Linked DNA regions of Homo sapiens: region 2 is linked to region 1. A link is an interaction called in ENCODE POLR2A ChIA-PET data of the cell type or tissue named here. Cell type or tissue: HepG2. All regions are shown on one strand. Links, peaks and the distances in the headings refer to the core of each region. The heading gives the core; the rest is flanking DNA.

Evidence for each region. ChIA-PET counts read pairs that join two places held together with the same protein. Peaks named below come from ENCODE experiments on the same cell type or tissue, not always from the same donor. Only the 100,000 strongest peaks of a DNase experiment are listed, where the experiment ranks them.
Region 2: POLR2A ChIA-PET joins it to region 1 with 6 read pairs; 3 of 35 experiments call an interaction of 5 or more read pairs at or near these places.

What each region holds. Positions count from the first base shown.
Region 1 is chr1:40,656,776-40,662,153 of GRCh38, forward strand. All of the region lies in intron 1 of RIMS3 (regulating synaptic membrane exocytosis 3), which reads right to left. It overlaps LOC105378675 (a long non-coding RNA gene), which reads left to right and starts at 1,258. Exons shown (of 2, transcript XR_947238.3): 1 at 1,258-3,276. In HepG2, for the core only: no CTCF peak of the experiment used is centred there; a DNase peak (open chromatin) is centred at 2,946.
Region 2 is chr1:40,551,817-40,557,194 of GRCh38, forward strand. No RefSeq gene overlaps it. Among named protein-coding and RNA genes, the nearest start is that of ZNF684, 23 kb to the left of the region's middle. In HepG2, for the core only: no CTCF peak of the experiment used is centred there; no DNase peak of the experiment used is centred there.

The DNA.
Region 1 (5,378 bases), core at 98-5,097:
TCCGTCTCAAAAAAAAAAAAAAAAAAAGACACACTAGAAACTACACTGACATGTTCTCCCTTGGACAATCTTGGACTTGATATCGTTGAGAGGGAACCAACTTTCTCACTACGTGAGCTAATGTTAAGAAATGGCACTGAAAGTCATCCCTGGTCCCACTCCACATATTGGGAAGCTCTAGGCTTGTCCACCTCTTGCAGGAGTTCGGGCACAGTGCCCCGCTAGTGCCCTGTTGCTACAGCCTATTCTGGTAATAACAATCTTTTAGAAATTCCTTGGTCCTTTCCTATTCACAAATTGTCATAACGGCCACCATCTAATATGAGCCTCAGAGCAGGAATTATCTTCCCCGTTTCTGAATGAGAAATGTGAGGCTCAGAAAGGATGAGACGTGTCCATAGTCACAGAGCTAGCTACACAGGGGAGATCCACACGTCAGAGACTTGACGTCCACCCAGACACCTTTTCTACTCTACCTGCATCCATCTGTTCCACAGTTGGCAGCCCTTGCTGGGCAGTGGGGAAAGAGGCAGGATGGTAACCTGCTATCTGCCCGTGAGACCTTCACAATCCCAAACAGCAAGCAGACAAATCAGCAAATCACCGAGATTAAGAGAGGTGAAGAGCTTTAAAATCTAGCCTGTAAATGCCTAAACTGCAGTTTCCTTGTCTGTAAAATGAGATGACAGACTGGGTGTCGTGAATCACACCTGTAATCCCAGCACTTTCAGAGGCCAAGATGGGAGGATTGCTTGAGCCCAGGAGTTGGAGACCAATCTGGGCAACAGGGTGAAACCCTGTCTCTACAAAAAAATACAAAACTGAGCTGGGCATGGTGGCATGAGCCTGTGGTCCTAGCTACCAGGGAGGCTGAGGTGGGAGGATTACCTGAGCCCAGGAGTTCAAAGCTGCAGTGAGCCGTGACCCAGCCATTGCACTCCAGCCTGGGTGACAGAATGTGACAATGTCTCAAAAAAAAAAAAAAAAAAAAAAAATTAGCCAGGCATGGTGGTGTGCACCTGTAGTCCCAACTTCTTGGGAGGATCATTTGAGCCTAGGAAGTTGAGACTGCAGTGAGCTGTGTTCAAGTCACTGCACTCCAGCCTGGGCAACAAAGTGAGACCTTGTCTCTAAAATAAAATAAAATTTATATGTTTTAAAAAAATAAAATAAAATGGGAATAATAATAGTACCCATCTTATAGAAGTGAAGATTAAATGAAATGTGTGAACACAATGTCTGGCACAGAGTAAGTGCTTAAAAAAAATGTTTATTACCAGGGAAGCACAAAGAACAGAATCAATACAGGTCAAGAATGAGTGACAGGGGGAAGGTGAGGTAGACATGGTTTGGTTTTTCACTGATGAAAAGAGTTACATCTTGGAGGATGAAGATTTTCGTGGGGAAAAACTCTTCTGCCTGTTCCTGGCTTCCTCTTCCCTCTCTCCTCACTCCAAAGCAAGGTGAGAAAATTCAGGCTTTCTTCTCCCTCTCTCTCCTCAGGCCTCTGAATGACATTTGACAGGTTCTTCAGAGCCTGTCCTGAGCACTGCTGCCCAGGAAAAGACTCTCCTTTAAGTCACAATTCCAGGCCTTTTTTCTCCAGCTGCTGTCCAGATGGAAGTTTGGGGCTCAGGCCCAACTGCCTGCACCCACATCGGCACTCTAAGAATTCCAGGAGATGTGTTTGGAAGCTAACGAAGATCCCCCTTCTCTGAGCGGGGCACTGAGAACCCTGTTTGCATGTCTCTTTGATCCTTCCCAGTAGGCTACAGATGACTGGACCAGGGTGGGCACCTGCCTCACTCTGAGCCAATCAGATCCTCTCCTGGGAGTTTGGGATTGGATCTGCCAAGCCCCAAGTTCTCTCTCTCCATGTGGCTGAAACCAAGGGACACAATACAGGAACTATAGGTGGCTTGGTGCCTGAAAAGGCAGAGATATCCAGTCTGTGGATACAGAAAGGCAGGGTGCAGAGAATGGCTGCTTCAAGTTCCCTTGGCCCTCCAGGTCCCGCCTTCCTGAAGCTAATGGTTTTCCTTCCCCTTAGTTCCAGGGAATCCCTTCTGTCCTTGTAATAAGCCCTTCTTTATTACTGAAGCTGGTTTGAGTGGGTTTCTGTATATAAGCAAAGACCTAATTAAGACAAGAGAGAAGCTGGGAGCCGGAGGTACGCAGATGAACAATCCTGAAAAAATAATCACTGTGCCTACGTCGGAGAAGCCCAGTGCAGTGGGAGACAGCGAGTAAGAGATGTAGACTTTGCACAGATGTGGCAGAGGGAGGGTGGGCTAACTCTGCCTGGGGAGGAGCGGAAGGGCTCCACAGGCTTCACAGCGAAGGTAGCAGCTGAGCCGATTTTGAAGAATTAAGGACATTCTCCATGGAGACAAAGTAGGGGTGGGGAGGCATTACAAGCAAAGGGAACAGCAAGTGCAGATGCACAGAGACCCAAAACAGCCTGGTGTCTTAGAGGGACTGGAGTTCAAAGTGTGGCGGGGAAGCAGGGAAGACAGGCAGTCAGGCGCACATCATAAAGGGCTTTGAATACCATGATAAGAAGCCGAGGCCTTTTCCTGTCAGTGACAGGGAGCTATTGAAGTATTTTAAGTAGCAGGGGGTGACGGGGTCAGTTCTGTGTTTTAGAAAGATTGTTCTGGGGCTGCTTGGAGAAAGGGCTGGAAAAGGCAGGCCTGGAGGCAAGGACCAGTTAGGAGGCTGCAGCACTCCTCATCTAGTCCCTTCATTCATCTAACAGCTCACTGTGTACCTACTATGTGCCGGGGTGAGGCAAAACGGATTCCTGAGCCCACAGAGTTCACAGCCTAGCATGAAATAGACATGAGGGAAAAGCGATTTGAGTGTGCTGAATGTTATGAAGAAGTACAAGGTCCTCTGGAGCAGGGTGCTGTTTACTGTCTGGTTTTTAGGCTTCCCTGCGGAAATGACGTTCGAGCTGGTATCTATCTGAAGGATAAGTAGGAGTTAGCAGGGCCCCAAGAGGGGGCGTGCATTCCAGGATTGGGGACAACACGTGTGGAAGTCCTGCAGCTGAGGGAGAGTGGCAGAAGAAGACACAAAAAGGTAGGCAAGGACCAGATCCCACAGGGCCTCGGAGACTGCGTCAGTGCATCTGGCTTTCATTCCAAGAAGGCTTGGAAGGGTCCTAAGCAGGGAAATGACACAATCCAACGTTTATCCTAAGAAGACCATGAAAGAAAGCGGGGCAAGAACAAATGTCAGGAGACCAGGTAGGAAGCTGTCACAGTGGCCCAGGTGAGAGCCAATGGTGGCCTGGAGGGGGTGGTGGGCAGCGAGAGGGTCCACGGACTCAAGGCAGAGATTCAGGAGGACTAACAGGGCTTGCTGAGGACTGGTTATAGGGGTGTGGGACGGGAAGAGGGGCGTATCCAGGAGAACTTTCAGCTTTCTAGCTTGACCAGGTGGGAGGACGGCGATGCCAGAGATGAACCGGGGACCTTAAAGGCAGAGCAGGTGCAGGTGGGAGAGTCAGGAGCTGGGTCTGGACCTGAACTGAAGCTGATTGTGAGACATCTAAGTGTGGGCCAGGAAGCAGTCACACCTGCAGATTGTTGGGGCTTCTTTTTTTTTTTTTTTTTGAGACAGGGTCTCGCTTTGTCACCCAAGCTGGAGTGCAGTGGCATGAACATGGCTCACTATAGCTTCAACTTCTCAGGCTCAAGCGATCCTCCCACCTCAGCCCCCCAAGCAGCTGGGAATACAGGCAAGCGCCACCATGCCCAGCTAATTTTTGTATTTTTTTTGTAGAGATGGGGTTTCGCCATGTTGCCCAGGCTGGTCTTGAACTCCTGGGCTCAAGTGATCCGCCTGCCCCAGCCTCTCAAAATGCTGGGATTACCAGCACTTTGAGGAGGTGTGAGCCACCGCACCCAGCCAGACCTGCAGATCTTCAACCCAGAAGAGATCATTAAAATCAAGAGAAGTAAACGAGATTACCCGGGAGGTAGGGAGGGAGGGGGCAAAAAGGTGGGAAGAGGGGTTGGGGCAACTTGAGGAGCCATGGTAGCAGCAGGACCTAGGGGCAGAGTGACAAGGGGCTCTGAGCTTGGCAAATCAGGACCATGAAATGCAAAGGTTACCTTCTCTCAACCCCAGAAGGCACCAGGATTTGGCTCCCCATCTCCTGGCCAAGCATCATGCCCTTAGCCTGGACACTTCCCAGGTGAGAGAGTCCTCCCTTCTCCACTGCACTTCTTCCTCTTGGGCAAACTCCAAGTTATCCTCCAAACCCAGGGCAGGTGGTCGCTCCTCCTAGGTGGAGACTTCCCTGGTGTAAGCATTGCTCTGCAGTTGGACAACCTGGTTTTGAATCCCAGCTCTGCCACTTGATAGCTGTGCGACTTTGGCTAGGTCACCTCAGTTTCCTCATCTATACCACAGAGATGATAATAGTACCTACCTCATAGGACTGTTTAAAGATGAGCATGTAAAGCGATGGGCAGAGAACTAGCACACAGTAAGCACTAAATAAGTGTTATTCTTATTAACATCCCACCCACCTTGGGACAGTTAGTAATGCCCTCCACCTCATCCTTGGGAACCATTTGCAGATCCATGTCTCTCCCTGCCTCTTCCTACCCCTACCCGATTTGTGGGGCTATATAATATGCAGAGCCCAGTGCTAAATGAAAATGCAGGACCCCTTGTTCAAAGTTACTAAAAATTTTAAGACGGTGTCAGCAGAACATTAAGTGTGGGGTCCTTCTAGGCGCAGGGCCCTGCGTGACCACTGACTCTTGAAACCAGCCCTGCTCCCACCCCCAGCCAGCCCTGGGCCCGGCCCAGAGTTGATGTCAGCCCCCACACAACAGAGTAAAAATGCCAACTGACATCCAGATAGGGTTTATGGTTTCCATGTGGAATTTCACTTTATCGTTTTCCTAGAGATATCATCAACTCCATTTTATAGTTGAGGACACAGAAGTTCAGAGACGGGTATGCCTTCCCAGAGATTACCCAGCTCAGGAACTGCAGAGCTGGGATGTGGGCACAGAGCAGCCTGGTGCAAAACCCTGCCTCTTGCCCTCTGGCTCCCCAGGGAGGTTGGGAGAACCTGGCCCCAAGGGCTGAGCTTTGTCAACAAGGCCACGATACAGCTTAGACCAGAGAGAAGGAGCTGGAGGGACTGGGACTGGCTGTCCTCCCTCCTGGGGCCAGCCACATAAACAACCGGTTCCCTGGGACCGAGGCTGCTGCACAGGGAAAAGGGTAGGAGAGGGCAAAAAGTCACTCCCAAGAAGGCTCTGCCTGAGGGCCATAGACCCTAACATTCTGGGGAAATCTGATCTTGCCTTTTCTGCTTAAAACCCTTTAGGGGTTGCCATTGGCCTGAGGAT
Region 2 (5,378 bases), core at 277-5,276, 100 kb before region 1:
GGCTGGTCTCAAACTCCTGGCTTCAAGTGATCCTCCTGCCTCGGCCTCCTGAGGTTCTGGGATTGTAAGTGTGAGCCACCCTGTCCAGCTGACTTACCCTAATTCTTAAGGATCATTCACATTGTAGCTTATGACAGAATTTCCTTCTTTTTTAAGGCTGAATTATTCCATTGTATTTATATCCCACATTGTCTTTATTCAACCATTGATGGACATTTAGGTTGTTTGCAATTCTTGGCTATTGTGAATAATGCTACTATGAACACGGGACAGCAACTATCCCTTTGGGATCCTGTTTTCAATTCTTTTGGATAAATACCCAGAAGTGGGATTGCTGCATCTTATGGTAGCTCTATTTTTAATTATTTGAGAAGCCTTCATATTGTTTTCCATAGCAGCTTGACCATTTTACATTCCCACCTTAGCGTTCAAGGGTTCCAATTTCTCCACATCCTTGCCAACACTCGTTATTTCTTGTTTTCGTAAGTGATATTACTGATTTTATTGAAAAGATTACAGAAAATTTTGAGTTATAAGTAGACAATTTTAATGTAGAGTATAAAGCTTAGGAAATTGTGAGGAATTGAATATGAGGCTTCAGATGGACTATAATTACATGTATGCACTGCCCCGATTTTTTTATACAAATTATAGAAATATCTGCATTGCTTCAAAATTTATATAACTATAGGTTTGAAATATGTCATGTACTTTATACAAAATTTTATCTATTATGATAATGGTTGTACAACATCATGACTGTACTTAGTGCCAGTGAATGATACACTTAAAAATGGTTAAAATCTTAAATCTTATTTACATTTTACCACAATTTTTTAAAATGCTCCCAAAATTGTGTCTATTAAAAGTTTCTGGCCAGGTGTGGTGGCTCACCTGAGGTCAAGAATTTGAGACCAGCCTGGCCAACATGGTGAAACCCCGTCTCTACTAAAAATACAAAAATTAGCCGGGCGTGATGGTGGGTGCCTGTAGTCCCAGCTACTCAGGAGGCTGAGGCAGGAGAATTGCTGGAACCTGGAAGATGGAAGTTGCAGTGGGCCGATATCATGCCACTGCATTCCAGCCTGGGGGACAGAGTGAGACTCCATCTCAAAAAAAAAAAAAAAAAAAAAAAGAGTCTCTGGTAAACACCTTGTCTCTTCAAATCCTAAAAACCACCATTTGCATAATTGCTGATTGTAAGTGAAATAATATGATTTATTATCTAGTATGAAGTTCATTTCTATGAACTTCATTTCTGACCATTTCCTGGTGCCAGTCAATAGATGTGGCAGTTGTTACTGAGCATTCTCGAACCTCCTTTTAGATAAAAGAAGTCAGGGACAGTCACGTAGTCTTCTACTGCCTCTGGCTCAGCTGAGAGCATTGTAATATGTTTTCTTCCCCATGCAAACCACAAACGGGGTGTGTGTGTATGTACTTGTGCATATAGATATATTTAATCCTGATTAACAAGATACTGAAGAAAGAAAGCAGCTGTGTTCTGTATTACTTTAAGCATTTAGTACAGGAAAAGAGGCATTTCTGCAGGTAAATAGATTTATAAATATAACTCATCCTGTTTCACTGCCGTAGCTACATATGTAGGAGTAAACCTACAGGAGGTCAAGCAGCATGTAACTAGGGAACTCCTATATTTAGTTGAGAAAAATTAATCATGATACTTCGCAGAGACTTCTGGAAGAAAATTAATTAGCATTATATTCTAAAGGAATTTAGGATGGGGGAATGAATAGGTCTTTGCATCAACATACGTGCTATGATTGAAAGGCAAATAAAAACTAGTTAGGGCTTGGTGACTCTTCTTCCCTAATAAGGGAAATGTTCATGATATTTTAATTGAAAAATATTTAAAAAGTTACAGAGAATATCCCAATTTAAAAAAGTTTTATATACATATGTGTTCCAAAATGTAAATAGTAGTAACTTTTGGGTGATGTGATTATGTATTTTGTACTTTTTCTACATCTTCTCTAATTATATATAATATTTACTTTTTTTTTTTTTTTTTTTTTGAGACAGGGTCTCACTCTATTGCCTAGGCTGGAGAGCAGAGGTGCAAATAGGGCTCACTGCAGCTGGAGAGCAGAGGTGCAAATAGGGCTCACTGCAGCTGGAGAGCAGAGGTGCAAATAGGGCTCACTGCAGGCTGGACCTCCCTGGGCTCAGGTGATCCTCCCACTTCAGTCTGCTGAGTAGCTGGGACTACAGGCACACACCACCATGCCCAGTTAATTTTTGTATTTTTTGGTAGAGAGGGGGTTTCACCATGTTGCCCAGGCTAGTCTCGAACTCCTGGGCTCAAGGGATCTGCCCACCTCAGCCTTCCAAAATGCCAGGATTACAAGTGTGAACCACTGTGCCTGGCCTTAGCACTTTTCTTATCAGAAAATAAAAATTTTATATATATATAGAGAGAGAGAGAGAGAGCAAATGAAATGTTATTCCCTTTGCAGTGGTGGGAGGTGTACTTGAAATGTTTGTTGTTTTCTTTTTCCTTTTTTTTTTTTTTTTTTGAGATAAAGTTTCACTCTTGTCGCCCAGCCTGGAGTGCAATGGCGCCATCTCAACTCACTGCAACCTCTGCCTCCCAGGTTCAAGTGATTCTCCTGCCTCAGCCTCCCGAGTAGCTGGGATTACAGGCATGCGCTACCATGCCTGGCTAATTTTTGTATTTTTAGTAGAGACGGGGTTTCCCCATGTTGGCCAGGCTGGTCTCGAACTCCTGACCTCAGGTGACCCACCCACCTCAGCCTTCCAAAGTGTTGGGATTGCAGGTGTGAGCCGCTGCACCCGGCCGAAATGTTTGTTGTTTACATCAAATTTTATTTTATTTTTCTTTTTTTTGAGATGGAGTTTTACTCTTGTTGCCCAGGCTGGAGTGCAATGCCGTGGTCTTGGCTCACTGCAACCTCCGTCTCCTGGGTTCAAGCAATTCTCCTGCCTCAGTCTCCCGACTAGCTGGGATTACAGGGGCCTGCTACCATGCCCGACTAGTTTTTGTATTTTTAGTAGAGACGAGGTTTCACCATGTTGGCAAGGCTGGTCTTGAACTCCTGACCTCAGGTGATCCGCCTCCTTGGCCTCCCAAAGTGCTGGGATTACAGCCGTGAGCCACCGCGTCCGGCCCAAATTTCCTTTCCATGGATGAATGGTGATGATAACAACCATCCACAGCCTAGGAAAAAAGTCATAATTTAAGTATTCTAGCCTAGAAATACAAGCTGTCAAACTATTGGGCAAGATAAGAGGCTTACAGTTGCTGATGCAATTATTATATAAAAAGAATATGCAGCAGTCAGAGAAAATCTTTAGCCAAGTGAATAGATAATACAACTATACTGCACACACATTCTAGAAGAGAAGAATATGGAGAAGAACCAGAGATCATACTTTCTATATGTAAAATCAAGTAGATCGTAGGCTTAGAGGTTTCATTTATATCAGCAACTAATTTACGTGTGTCTGTATTATTCAATGTAGGATCATTATAGATATGAGGTATTTTAACACTGCAGATGATTTTTCAGTATGGTCTGAGGTGGTATAGTCATACATGCACTTGATCTTGCTTCTTTTCTCATAGCTAAAATAAACTCTAGGGTTGGGCATTAAAAACTATGGTTTTAAGCATTTAAACAGTAAGAAGTTTCTATTCTATTTAGAAATAAATTTTACAAAATAACAATGTAACTGGTATGGTTATTCATTATTAACTAAGAACAAAGCCAATTTTATGTGTGTACCTGAGTAAATTTGTAAAGCAAACTCCTTAGCAAAATATTGTCAAGCTCCCTATATTCAAACTAAGTCAAAATGCTAAAAGTCTCTGTATTTTGGAGACCAACTTAAATACGTTCATTTTCACAACCAGTTCCCAAAAACTTGTCTTAATTAAGGATTGAAAATGATTGCTACTATGTGAACATATCTAATTACTGGGAATTTACTCTGATCAGCTTTGGTTCTTAAGTTGCTATGTCTCTAGATTTAGTAATTTTGCATTAATTCACTGTACTGCAATGAATGGGTTTGTGATGATTCAGGTACAAGATTGAGAGAGTGGATAGCTATTCAGAATTTATGTTTTTTTGTTTGTTTGTTTGTTTTTTTGAGACAGAGTCTCGCTCTGTCGCTCAGGTTGGAGTGCAGTGGTGCAATCTTGGCTCACTGCACCTCCGCCTCCCAGATTCCAGAGATTCTCCTGCCTCAGCCTCCTGAGTAGCTGGGATTACAGGTGCGTGCCACCACGCCTCGCTAATTTTCGTATTTTTAGTAGAGACAGGGTTTCACCATGTTGGCCAGGCTAGTCTCAAACTCCTGACCTTGTGATCCGCCCACTTCAGCCTCCCAAGGTGTTGGGATTACAGGTGTGAGGCACCGTGTCCAGCCTAGAATATATGTTTTAAATCTGCCTTTAAGTAACATATAATATAGTTTTAAAAAACAAGGGTTACAATTATTACAGACTAAACATTCATTATGCTGATGCGTGAATTTCAAGACTGAAAAACCACTAGTAAATTATTTCAAAGCTTTACAAAAGACAGTGAATTTTACTCTGTGACATCTCACAATGCAACTTACTTTTTCTTCTTAGAACCATAATAAATACAAATAACCATACTCAAAGATCTAGCACATCCTTATTCATATGTTTTATAGCGCAATAACCGGGAAGGAAAGTACTGGCTTTTAAGTAATCCTATAAAACAATTTCAGTTGATAAAACACCTGCCTACTTATTGGCAAAACTACCAGTTCTTATGAAGGGTATTTTAATGCTCAGCTGCTCTATTGAGGTGTGAATGCAGCTAAGTTTGCACTTGTTAGTCTATAAGATGGTCCAAGCATCTACAAATTGCCTTGAAAATACGAATGATATCTTCTGGATCAAATGAAAACTTTACATTTTGTGAAAATGAGGATCAAAAGACTGTCAGTAAAATTTATTAGAAAGGTTTTGGGCCAGGCGCGGTGGTTCATGCCTGTAATCTCAGCATTTTGGGAGGCTGAGGCTGGAGGACTGTCTGAGCCCAGGAGTTCGAGACCAGCCTGGGCAACACGGGGAGACCCTGTCTCTACAAAAAACAAAAAAAATCAGCTGGGCATGGTGGTATGCACCTGTGGTCCCAGCTACTCAGGAGGCTGAGGTAGGAGGATTGCTTGAGCCCAGGAGGTTGAGACTACAGTGAGCCATGATCACACCACTGCACTCCAGTCTGGGCCACAAAGCGCGAGACCCTGCCTCCAGAACAAAAAAAAAAAAAAAAAAAAAAAAAAACGAAAACGGATCCCAAACTCCTAAGCAACACATATGGTTATTGTCTTTAAAAATTAATGCATGTGGCCGGGTG